Regions from separate parts of the Homo sapiens genome. Here all the other regions are linked to region 1. A link is a contact called in ENCODE Hi-C or POLR2A ChIA-PET data. All regions are on one chromosome and are shown on one strand. Each heading gives the region's core, a stretch centred on a gene start or an enhancer-like site at or near the end of the contact. The rest is flanking DNA. Distances are from core to core; before and after follow the strand shown. Region 1 overlaps GLIPR2 (GLI pathogenesis related 2). Region 2 holds the start of RGP1 (RGP1 partner of RAB6A GEF complex). Region 3 overlaps TMEM8B (transmembrane protein 8B).

Evidence for each region. Hi-C counts contacts between places; a loop is a spot of excess contacts on that map. ChIA-PET counts read pairs that join two places held with the same protein, here RNA polymerase II (POLR2A). Pooled maps may share reads with other maps.
Region 2: a loop to region 1 is called in a pooled map, with 2.5 times the contacts of the local background. The contact joins the promoter of RGP1 here to the enhancer-like site in region 1. A Hi-C loop is called at or near these places in 1 of 37 single-sample maps with no recorded cell type and 7 of 50 pooled maps. POLR2A ChIA-PET finds 5 or more read pairs at or near these places in 3 of 52 experiments (OCI-LY7, PC-3 and activated naive CD4-positive, alpha-beta T cell).
Region 3: a loop to region 1 is called in a map with no recorded cell type, with 4 times the contacts of the local background. The contact joins two enhancer-like sites. A Hi-C loop is called at or near these places in 3 of 37 single-sample maps with no recorded cell type and 3 of 50 pooled maps.

What each region holds. Positions count from the first base shown.
Region 1 is chr9:36,150,205-36,154,072 of GRCh38, reverse strand. GLIPR2 (GLI pathogenesis related 2) reads right to left here. Exons shown (of 5, transcript NM_022343.4): 4 at 3,124-3,201. Among named protein-coding and RNA genes, the nearest start is that of GLIPR2, 15 kb to the right of the region's middle. Within about 2 kb of position 2,077, at least 22 of the 41 ENCODE cell types and tissues checked have a DNase peak (open chromatin) inside an H3K27ac peak, as active enhancers do; they include OCI-LY7, where a contact is called at or near this core.
Region 2 is chr9:35,747,561-35,751,428 of GRCh38, reverse strand. It overlaps RGP1 (RGP1 partner of RAB6A GEF complex), which reads right to left and starts at 2,142. Exons shown (of 9, transcript NM_001080496.3): 1 at 2,021-2,142; 2 at 1,558-1,692; 3 at 1,050-1,186; 4 at 688-771; 5 at 440-589; 6 at 17-163. The coding sequence starts at 1,673. It overlaps GBA2 (glucosylceramidase beta 2), which reads left to right and starts at 2,201. Exons shown (of 17, transcript NM_020944.3): 1 at 2,201-3,083. The coding sequence starts at 2,725. RefSeq lists silencers at 1,853-1,902, 1,933-1,982, 2,103-2,502.
Region 3 is chr9:35,846,142-35,850,009 of GRCh38, reverse strand. TMEM8B (transmembrane protein 8B) reads right to left here. Exons shown (of 13, transcript NM_001042590.4): 8 at 3,629-3,752; 9 at 3,399-3,541; 10 at 3,015-3,193. Among named protein-coding and RNA genes, the nearest start is that of TMEM8B, 19 kb to the right of the region's middle. RefSeq lists enhancers at 1,416-1,535, 1,566-1,635, 1,826-1,965, 2,759-3,634. Within about 2 kb of position 1,734, at least 7 of the 41 ENCODE cell types and tissues checked have a DNase peak (open chromatin) inside an H3K27ac peak, as active enhancers do.

The DNA of each region.
Region 1 (3,868 bases), core at 828-3,327:
ATAATATATAATATATAATATGATAAGACATTGTTTCTCTTCACTCAGCACACAGCGGTGACTGACCAGCATCCTTCATCACAAGATGCTGGCCTGGCCTGGGTGGGGCTGGGGGTGGGGATGGATTACAGGGTATTTCTTCCTATTTTGTTTTTGTTTTTGTTTTTTTTGGAGACAGTCTCACTCCTCTGTCACCCAGGCTGGAGTGCAGTGGCGAGATCTTGGCTCACCACAACCTCCGCCTCCAGGGTTCAAGCAGTTCTTGTGTCTTAGCATCCCGAGCAGCTGAGATTACAGGCACGCATCACCACACCCGGCTAATTTTTGTATTTTTAGTAGAGACGGGGTTTCACCATGTTGGCCAGGCTGATCTTGAACTCCTGACCTCAAGTGATCTGCCTGCCTCGGCTTCACAAAGTACAGGGATTACAGGTGTGAGCCACCGCACCTGGCCAAAGGGTATTTCAAAGGCTCTTTCACCTACAACAAGGACTCAGGTCAGGGAATCCATGAACAGAGATGCAGCAAGGAGGAGTTGCAGACAGGGTCTGGGGGAGGCTGAGGCAGGATGGGCATGAAGATCTTTAAGGGTCCTGCAAGCCCCCATTATGACACCACCCAAAATCTCACTCCTGTCTTAGGATCAGGCTCTGGCTGCCCCCAGGCACTGCCTGTTGGTATCTGGAATAGCACAAGGGCTGGCCGCTCTGGGATTTTCCTCTTTAGGGGTGGGGACAGTAGGGCAATGAGTGAAACGAGTAGTCAGTGATCATGGAAAGTTGGGCTCTGACTCTTGTGAGATTCCTGTTTTGGAGTGGGAGTGCTGGAAAAAGCATCAGATCAGGGACGGAAGGCATGAGAAAGGCTGCTTCCCTTTTCTAGGCCTCAGTTTCTTCCTCTTCAAAATGGGTAGAATAAAGCCCTACTTTCTTTTTTTTTTTTTTTTTTTTGAGACAGAGTCTCGCCCTTGTTGCCCAGGCTGGAGTGGGCGATCTCCGCTCACGGCAACCTCTGCCTCCCAGATTCAAGTGATTCTCCTGCTTCAGCCTCCTGAGTAGCTGGGATTACAGACACCTGTCACCACACCTGGCTTTTTTTTTTTTTTTTTTTTTTTTTTTTTGCACTTTCAGTAGAGACAGGATTTCACCATGTTGGCCAGGCCTGTCTTGCTCTTGACCTCAAGTGATTCGCCTGCCTTGGCCTCCCAAAGTTTTGGGATGACAGGCATGAGCTACTGCGCCTGGCCAAACCCTACTTTCAAATGGTATCCTGATGCTTACGTGGCAGTGGAGGCACCTTTTTTTTTTTTTTTTTTTTTTTTTGAGACAGAGTTTTGCTCTTATTGCCCAGGCTGGAGTGCAAAGGCATGATCTCGGCTCACTGCAACCTCCACCTCCCGGGTTCAAGTGATTCTCCTGCCTCAGCCTCCCGAGTAGCTGGGATTACAGGCATGCACCATCATGCCCAGCTAATTTTTGTATTTTTAGTAGAGACGGGGTTTCACCATGTTGGCCGGGCTAATCTTGAACTCCTGACCTCAGGTGATCCACCCACCTCGGCCTCCCAAAGTGCTAGGATTACAGGTGTGAGCCACCGCACCCAGCCCATGGAGGCACTTTCTAATTACCACGTGGTGCGCACACACACACGCAGAGTGCTAGTTAATAACTTGCTCGGACACATGTCCGATTGCTGAAGAATCTTGCTCATGGGAAAAGCAAATCCAGAAGCTATGAAATAAGAAGTCTTCTGGACACCATCTCTATTAAAAGAAGACAAGGTCCTGCCTACACATCCTTAATCAATAGCAGGAGCTTGTTACTGCTCCCTCCCCACACCCTTAGGTATCCTTGCCCCAGAATCACCTATTCACACTCAAAGCCCTGCCAGCCCAGCCTGGAGTCCTGCAGGGGTTAATGGAGAGGAGGAATGCCTCAGCAGATGCTTCTGCCTCTGCCCCAGAGTCCCAGGAACAATGCAATGCAACATGGTTGCAGAAACCCCCACCCAGAAGGGCGGGCAGCAAACCACAGGAAACGGTGACTGGCGCTGAGAACGTGTCACTTCCTGCTTCTGGAGCACCCCTCTAGAGGGTGGAAGGCCGCAAGGCTCTACTTGTGGGTGGAACAGGTGGGGTAGGAGGAACGAGGTGGGCAGAGAGTCCCTTTTTCTGTTTTCCTGGCACCTTCTGGTCAGAGAAACTCCCACCCACTTCTAACACCATCCTGGGCCCCAGACGCCTGAGTCGGTTTTGAGGAAAGACAAGGAGCCTGGTGAGCCCAGCAAAAGGCAGGGGGAGCCCAGGGCACAGGGCGGCTGCCCAGAGGGACCCCGGGGCACAGGGTGGCCACCCGGAGCTTTCGTCAAGGGAAGCCTTTGAGAAGGGAACATGGACCCACAGAAGGTTCCTCCCTGCACTTGAGTCACCGGCTCTCAGGATATCCCTTAGAAGCCACCTTCTCCCTCTCCCCTGGGAAGAGGGGACAGGAATTGACTCAAGTCCACACAGCAAAGGGTGCCAGAGCTAAGACTAGATCCAGGTTCTCTGCACCCCAAGCTCCTGAACTGCAAACTAGTGCAGAAAGGGGAAGGGAGAAAGCCAGGGAGGCCGCAAGGGTGGGGAAGGGTGTGGGGTGTGGAAGGAGGAGTGCCAGCAGCTTGAGCCTTCTCCTGATGGCCCCAGGGAGCCATGGCAGTTGGATCAGGAGAGCACCAGGGGCAGGGACAATTTTAGAAGTATTGAGGCTGCTGGAGAGCAGGATGGATTGCAGAAAACAAGACTAGACACAGGGTGACCAGTTCAGGAATGAAGCTCCATGCAGCTTTGGAAATCCAGTCTCCTATGACACACTCCATGAATGGGAAGAGCTCTGAGCTGGTGGGGCAGGATTCACCAGCTGGTGGCCCTCAGAGGGAGCAGAGCATGTAGCATGGGGAAGCTGGGGATGTAATGCGGAAAGGAGAGCTTTGGTCTGTGGTCAAGGTCAAGCCAGAGAAATATGGAAGAGATTAAACAGGAAGGAAAGGATTGATTTTTTTAGAGGGCTGGTTCCTCCCTGAAGTCAGACACCCAACCTGCATTGCTGCCCAGGGCCAGGCCACTGGTGAGACCCTGCCACTCACCAGTCCCCGAGGTGAAGCCAGGCTGCTGGAAGTTATAGTTCTTGATTTCACTGTACCATCTATCAGCCACCTCCTTTCCTGTGTGGAAATGACATTGTTCTAAAACTCAGCCACAAAATCCACCCACTCCCTATTCCCTGCATTTTCTCCCATCAGCCCCAAGCCACCAATGCGGCAATTAGACATCTGAGAAAGCCCCAGTCAGCTGACACATCCTGGACGCTGCTTTGCAGACTCAGGGACTCCTGCCCATGAGCATGGCCAGGCTGAAGAGTGGGCCTTCTGGGGGGCTGGGAAGAGCACTGGCCTGGGGTCAGGGAATCTGCACCTATCCCCCACAACCCATACACACTGACTTGCTGTGTAATCCTGGGCAAAGCCTTCCCTCTCTGGGCCTCTGTACAATGAAAAGGTTGAATGCAATGTACTGCAAGGGCCTTCTGATGATGCTCCGAGTTTCTAGGAGACTATACTGTCATCTCACCCCATTTGCAGCTCTTGAAACATCCATATTTGGAAAGACAATCAGGCTGGTAAGCCACGGATCTCCACTGTGGGCAGGAGGGACCTCACCTGGGGCATCCACTGTCCCCACACGTGTTGATATGGGCAGGCGTTTCCCTGGGAGCTGCTGCTCTCCGGGCCAGAGCCAGGAGCGGGGACCTCAGAGCAGTCAGTCTCAAATGTGTGCAAGAATCTTGTTAATGGGCAGATTCTGATTCAGTAGGTCTACAGAGGGACCTAG
Region 2 (3,868 bases), core at 893-3,392, 400 kb after region 1:
CTGAAAGAATTCTCACGGAGGCTGCGGCAGGATGTGGCAGCCATTAGGCGTTCCCCAGCCAGCTCAGCTAGCCATGAATCTTTCTTCCCACCTTCATCCTCCTCCAAGAATGGACTGGATGGGGCTACAGCCTCATCCTGGGGAAACCGGACATCCTGAAGGCCTAGAGAAAGAATGAGTGGAGAGGTAATGCTGAGAGGGAACGGAGATGAGAGTAGAGGTTAGGGTTTTAGATTCTAACATGAGATGGCTAAAGGTAAGGGGTGCCAGGGCTGAGGTTTACATCTCTATCTCCAGAACCCTCCCTCCCTTCCCAACTCCCTAGCACTGTCACTGAGACCAGGAAGTTTCCCTGCAGTCCCTCTTGCAAGCCCTCTAAGACAATTTCTGCTTTGGCATCGCCCTTCCCCAGCCCTTCCCTCCAGGAGCCCTTGCTTACCAGTCAGCACAAGAACCCTCAGAGGGACTCTGAGTAAAGTGATAGGGGAGTTGACACGCTGGCAGCCAATGGTCAGTTTGTAGACGTACTTGACTGACTGACCCCGAAAGGAGGGTGGTCCCTCTATGGGCAGCACTTCACTGTAGGAGTCTGGTTGGGAAGTAGTTGTCAGGACAGCCAGAGGCACCAGAGGAGTCCTCCCTCCAGGAGACTTAGAAGGCAATTCAGGGATGGGGACAATCACTCACATGATTTGGACTCTCCAGGATCAAGCCTCAGGTCACAGAATAGAATTTTCGGTGGAGTAGAAAGGATACACTGGCCCCTCTCACCTGAAAAAGGTAAAAATGACTAATTTAATGACCCATTGTCCAGTACTGAACAAGACTAGCACGGCAAGTGGAGATAGTGAAAGGCTGCCAGGCCCTCCGTCCCTGCTGTGAAATGGGAATAGTCTTCTACCCCTAAAGCAATAGTCATGCTCCCCAACATCCCCAGCATGACAGGGACTATAAGAACAAGAACAATTAACAACTTCACCCATGGGTGACAATGCCTCCACACACACCCTCCGCACCCCCCCTCTCCCAGGCAAATGCCCCTCTCTAACCTCGGTGTGGCAGAAAGACAGTCTGGCTGTCGGGCTGGACATCTGGCTGACTAGAGTCAGGAGGAGGCAGTGCTACTCGACTCTCACTGGCATGGAACTGGCAGTGGATTTGGGCACTGGCCCAGGCCAGGGCCTCACTGTGGGAAAAGGAAAAGGAGGCATCAGAGGTAGTTCCTGACCTCACAAATGCTTTCCCAAGCTCCCTATCACACCATCTTAACCAACAAGGTTAGATGGCTGTCCTAGTGATCAGGAAATCCACAATCCCAAAGAGAAACCATTAAATAAAGAGTAGCAGACTGTGCGTAAAAAGGGGAACGGGGGAGGGGAAGGAAAGCGTACAGCTATGTCATCCACATCTTCTGTTAAAGAGCCCTCTCCTACAATGACAGCACAGTGAGCAAGAGGAGGTGGTGTCGCTACAGGACAACCTGAGCTCTGCCTCAGCCCCAGAGATAATCTGGCTTCTTCCCAGAAGGGCCACCACCTTCAGTGCCAGCATCCCCACCTGGATGCAGAAGTGGCCGTGGGCGGAAGGGGGTTGGTGACGGTCACTACACACTCCAGCGCCTCCCCAGCCAAAAATACAGGACCCCGGCTGAGCTCTGCTACCACTTCAATCATGGCAGCTCCGGAATCAGATCTAGAAGGAAACAAGGCGGGGCGGAGGTCAGCACCTTGACAGGGAGGGGCGTTGCGGTGAGCACCTAGGGCTGAGGGCTGAGGACAGGGGTGGTCAGCACCGTGGTGCCCGAGGGAGCTCCTGGATATAGGAGGGGTAGGCGGGTGGGAGGGAGGCGACTGAAGACTCAGTACTGCCCAGGGGGAGGACATCGCTCTGGGCCCTAGACCCCAGCCCCTGTGCGACGGGTTCTTCTCCCTGGGCACCCCCGCGGAGTTCCCAAACTGGCCTCCGCTCCCCCTTTCCTCAAAGTTCCACGTCCCAGCCCAAGATCACCGCCGCTAGTCACCTCGCATAGTCGACACTAGGGATCGGCACCCCTAGGCCTCATCTGCCCGCCCCTCAGGGACCTGGCTAGGTACGCGGCGGCGGCGGCGGCGGCGGCGTCCGCTGGGCGGTAGAGGCGGGACTTCCCTTCGGTCCCCCACCCTCCGCGGAGTCCCTTCCGGCCGGAAGCGCCCGGCAGGCCAGACCGGAAAGGGCTCGGGTCATCCCGGCGCCCAGGGTCACCTTCCCACGGGCTGGCACCTGGGCGCGGGCGCTGCCCCGGAGCCGGCCGGCGGGACCTGGCGCCCAATCCTGGGGGACCCGGTGCCGTGGCCCAGGGGCCGGGCCGAGGTCCCGGGGGCGGTGCCTTGCGGGCCCGTCCCGGGGCGGTGCCTGGTGGGCTGGCCCCGCGGCTCCTCCCCTCTCTGCGGGCCCAGTCGCCCTTTGGCCGGGCGAGCTAATCGTCGGCTCAATGACGACGAGGCCCGACCCTTCCCGTCCAGGACCTACAGAGACAACCGAAGGAGAGCCCAAGGCGGCTTCTTTGCTGTCGCCGCCCCCACTGAAGCAAGAGCTCCCCGGCTCCACTGAAACACCAGCTCATTTAAGCTTTCCCCAACGCCCGGCCCTCCGGGACGATACCTAACAACGACCGGCGCCCGCATCTGGAATAGGCTGGCGAGATACTTAGTATCCGAGGGCTCGGGACTTGGCGCCATCGAGGTCATGGGGACCCAGGATCCAGGGAACATGGGAACCGGCGTCCCAGCCTCGGAGCAGATAAGCTGTGCCAAAGAGGATCCACAAGTTTATTGCCCTGAAGAGACTGGCGGCACCAAGGATGTGCAGGTTACAGACTGTAAGAGTCCCGAAGACAGCCGACCCCCAAAAGAGACGGACTGCTGCAATCCGGAGGACTCTGGGCAGCTGATGGTTTCCTATGAGGGTAAAGCTATGGGCTACCAGGTGCCTCCCTTTGGCTGGCGCATCTGTCTGGCTCATGAGTTTACAGAGAAGAGGAAACCCTTTCAAGCTAACAACGTCTCCCTAAGCAACATGATAAAGCATATAGGCATGGGCTTGAGGTGAGTAGACCCCATTGCCTAGAATGCCTTTGGCTTCACTTTGTTCCAGCTCAAAACTTCTAGCAGAGGTGGGAAAGGGCAAGAAAGCAGTTGGGCTTCTTGTCTGAGTGAAGCGGTCCCTATCCCTGGCATATTTTAGGCCTGTGGTTTTGGACCGTGAGACCAGGTCACATCTCTTTGCAACACCCTTCCCTCCCAGTGTTTTGTCTTTTCAGAAGGAAAGGGTAGGAACATTTGGTCATGCAATCAGCCTTTCCCATTCAGGCTCTTCTCACATACTGGTTTCCAATGACTTCCCTTTGGGATTAGCTATACTTTGTGGCAAGGTAGGAAAGGATAATCTGGCTGCTGTGATACTAACACAATGTTGTTTTATTTGGGGGTGGGGGGGTCTCAACCCCTTATTTCCCACAAGCAGCTGGGGCATTCTCTGTACCTCATTAGACACACTGTTAGAGTCCCAACACTACTGCTTCTTTCTTCAAGCTTTAGCTCCAGGGAGTAGGTAAGAAGAGCCTCCCTGCCCTCACCTCTGAAGTGATGAGAAGGTGCTGTCATTCTGTTCTGGGATAGAGAGCTCTTGATATTAAGTCATTTATCAGAGAGGCACTGCCATAGATGTAGAACCCATCTAGATCCCCACTGAGTTCAAAGACTAGTGATGAGGAGCCAGACCCATTAACAGGAACAGGTGGATGTGAGGACAGAAAGCATCACCCTGAGGTCATCCTGACTCAGTCTACACAATACACACAGAACTGTGGAGGGAGGCATAAAGCTTGGGA
Region 3 (3,868 bases), core at 485-2,984, 300 kb after region 1:
ATGAGAAGGTGGGCTTGTAGCCAGGATGCCAGCAATCAGCAAGGACACCTGCACAGCCCCAGAATGCCAGCTCTGTCTGGGTCTTCTGAGATCTAATTACAAGGATTCAAGGAGCACTGTGATGGATACACAGTTTGAACAGTACGGGTTCAAGTTGCACAATTAAAATGTTTGATATCTTTGTCCTGATGGTTTCTTATATTTGGCTTAGTTGTATTTTCAGATCTCTTGATCGGCTCTTATCTTTTAAGAATTTGGTGAGAACTACTAAACTGGGGCCATGCCTTTTTCTACATACTCCAGGACTTAAGAGAAACTGAAGTTGGGTTAAAAGCATATCAATGCATGCTCACTGCCCTGGTGCAAAGGGAGCAATATCATCTGTTACATGTGAGGGATCTGGAGTCAGGCTCACCCAGATTCTAAGGTAGATACTCACCTTCTACCTCAGGCAAAATATTTAACTTTCCCTTATCTACAAAAAAAGGATGACAAGAATAAAAGCATGTATCAACTATAACAGTACTATTGTGAGGATTAAATTAGCAGTGTCTGAAACAGCACATATTCAGTGTATGTCATTTTGTTGTAATCATTATCTGAATTGTTTGCCTATATACAAAAATCAAATGCTAAGTTTGTGGCCTGTTTTTGTTTTTTCAAAACATATTTTACATCTGTAAACTCCTGAATTATAAACCTACTGTCTGCTCCTATGTTCCAGATAAGAATGGATTACTACTCCCAAGTGTAGACTGTCCTGGATTATTTGAAGACAAGGAAGAGGACTGTTATCTCCTGTCCTAGTACTGACAACTGCAATTTGACCAATGGGTCCTTAAATGGACACTGCTGCAGAATGAAATAAGTCTACGAATGGCAAGGAGGGACCACAGAGAACCTGCAGGGAAAACAGAAAACATAGTTTTATGTTCTGGCCCATGTGGAAAAGAACAGGAGTGAGAGCAGGACTTTAGGCAACAACTCAAAGCCAGTAGCTTTTCCTTATTGCCTTATTTAAGAAAATGTGAGATTTTGGCCCGGCGCAGTGGCTCACACCAGTAATCCCAGCACTTTGGGAGGCCAAGGTGGGTGGTTCACGAGGTCAGGAGATCGAGACCAACTTGGCCAACATGGTGAAATCCTGTCTCTACTAAAAATACAAAAATTAGCTAGGTGTGGTGGCATGCGCCTGTAGTCCCAGCTACTCAGGAGGCTGAGGCAGGAGAATCGCTTGAACCTGGGAGGCGGAGGTTGCAGTGAGCTAAGATCGCGCCACTGCACTCCAGCCTGGGCAACACAGCAAGACTCTGTCTCAAAAAAAAAAAAAAAAAGAAAAAAAACAAAGAAAGAAACCGGGAGCTTTTTATGTGGTGCCAGGCACTTGAGGCTCTCCTAGTACTCCTGCTACAGGGAAGGTCTTTTCAGGCTGACAGCCACTGTATCCAGATAAGGAAGAGTCATCTAGCACTGAACACTCTGGAGCCAATCAGGATACTTGTGTCAAGTCCAGAGAGTGAATATGCTCTCCCTACATGCTTCAGGCTCCTGACACACTTAGGTATTCTTACTAATTATGAATCACATTCGATCTGCATGTAGCCGAGAGTGGGCTGGTAGAACAGCTGTTGCTGGAGGATTTGGTGAGCCACAGTAGAAAGGGCATCTGGCAATACGAAAGAGAAACAGTGTCTAACATAAAAATAGAATGAGGCACTGTGGGGGCAGGCCTAAAAAGGGGCCAATCAAGCAAAACTGGGGTATATGCTTCTCACCCAGCTTAAAGGGCCAAGATCTCTCTCTGCAGCATGGTTGCAGACTCTTCTTCCTCATCTCTGGATGAATCTCCAGGAGGACCCAGGCCCCTCAGTTTCAGCACATTTGCCCCTGCTTTCTCCCAGATGAGAACTATGATTTTTCTAATTTAGACATATGTCTGACCTAGTAATGCAGGATGCCAGGAAGGCCTGTCTTGCTTTCTGTGATATCCTTGCTGACAAGGCCTGAGCAGTCTGAAACCATCTAAGAGTTTTTGCAGTGCTCACATGCATGTCACATGGTGCCAAGAGCCTAGAGATGAGTTGAAAAGATTCCCAGATGTGACACTTCAGGGGTAAAAAGTCTACTTGGGGGTTAAGTAACATTAGCAGGCTCACTTCTCTACCTTTCCTTATAGTTTCTGGACGCTTGCTTATAATGAACTTTTCTGATTATGGAGGAGTGAGGAAAACACAGGAAAGAGATTGTGGCAATTCTGCAATGGGAATGGAGGGGTTTTAAACTATATTAATCTTCATCAAAATGCACTCCTTTGAGCTGGGATGTGATATGACACTGCCACTTCCGACAATGCCTCAGGACATAGTTGAGTCTGTAAAGCTTCTCAGGACTCTGAGAGTCAGATTGTCCTATAATCCCCCAATAGAGAGATCCCCTCTATCTTTCCAAAGTTCTCATGAGAAATCAAGGTGGCATGGTGACTGAATGGGAACGCCATTTCAGACCACAGGAACGAACGTGCTAACGATGTGCAGGTCCCCAGTGCGACGGAGAAGGGGAGCTCAGAGTAGCTAGCTAGCTCTCATATCATGGAAGAATGTGGTGAAGATGAAGACACTGTGTGCAGAGGTGTGGGGGAAAGCATAGATTTCCTGCCCCCATACAGAGAACATGGTGACTGTGCAGACACAAATCCATACTTTAGGCCAGTTTCTTGGCCCATGATTTGAGTAAAGGTCCCCTCAGCCCTCAGGGTGGACAGAGTGTGGAACAGCTGGAGGCCCAAACTTACTTTATTAAGTTGCAAACAGTTTTGTTCATTTACTCCAATGTGTCTTACAAAAATGACCATTATCTATGCATGACAGTTTGGGAAGCACTGCTGTCTCTGTCTGTAGAAGACACAGTGAAGGCACAGACATTCCCAAACCCTCGGAGAACGTGGTGGAAATACAGACTGTGACCCACCACCATGCACAAGCACCCAGTGATAAGATGCAGACACCACCGCATACCGTGGAGAAGAACATGGTGAAGGTGTAGACTGCAGCTTCCAGCACATATCGACTCCGAATGGCCAGGACCACAGGTGGCAGAAACATGAGGTTGCTCAGGCAGAGCAGGAGTGTGGACAGCAGCTGGAATCCATAGGTGAGCGCATCTGCACTGTCGGTGCAGCCCCAGCCTCTCCACCCTGCGGGTGGGGAAGGCACAGAATGGAAGAGAACAGACGGCAGCTATGGGCCTACGCCACAGCTTGTGGAGGGTGGTCTCACCCCGGCTCTGCCAAACCCGTCCCCAATTCAGGCTGCGCACTCCCCTACTCCCGCCGCCTGCCCACAGGCCCAGCAGGTCCACCTCCAGTCCACCGCAGCCCGCTCCCTCGCCAGCCTGCTCACCGGCCTTGCACTCGCAGGCTGCGTACAGATAATTGTGTGTGCGCAGCAGCTTGCACTGGCCGTAGGGCCCGCAGTCGTCCACGCATGGGGACAGGAAGGTGCGCATCCGCACCTCGGCCGTCGCGTTGCGGCACCGCACGAACCTGCGCACAAACTCGCAGTCACCTGGGGCCCCGGGCCACCCCCGCCAAGTCCCGGTCCCAGCCCTGGCCCCGCCCCGCACCGCTCACCGAGGCCCCACCCCGCACAGGGAGCGGAGGGCCAGGAACCAGGTCCCCGTCTGCGGGAATGGGATTCGCAGCCTGGCAACCCTGGTGGTGGCACTGACAGAGAGGAGGAAGCCGGCCAGGGACTCTGAAGGGAGAAGGAAGGAGTCAGTGAGAGGGAGGAGGGGTCAGAACCCAAGAACCCTCACCCACCTGCTCCCACTTCCCGGAACCCTAGCCTATCATTCCTCCATTCCATCCCTC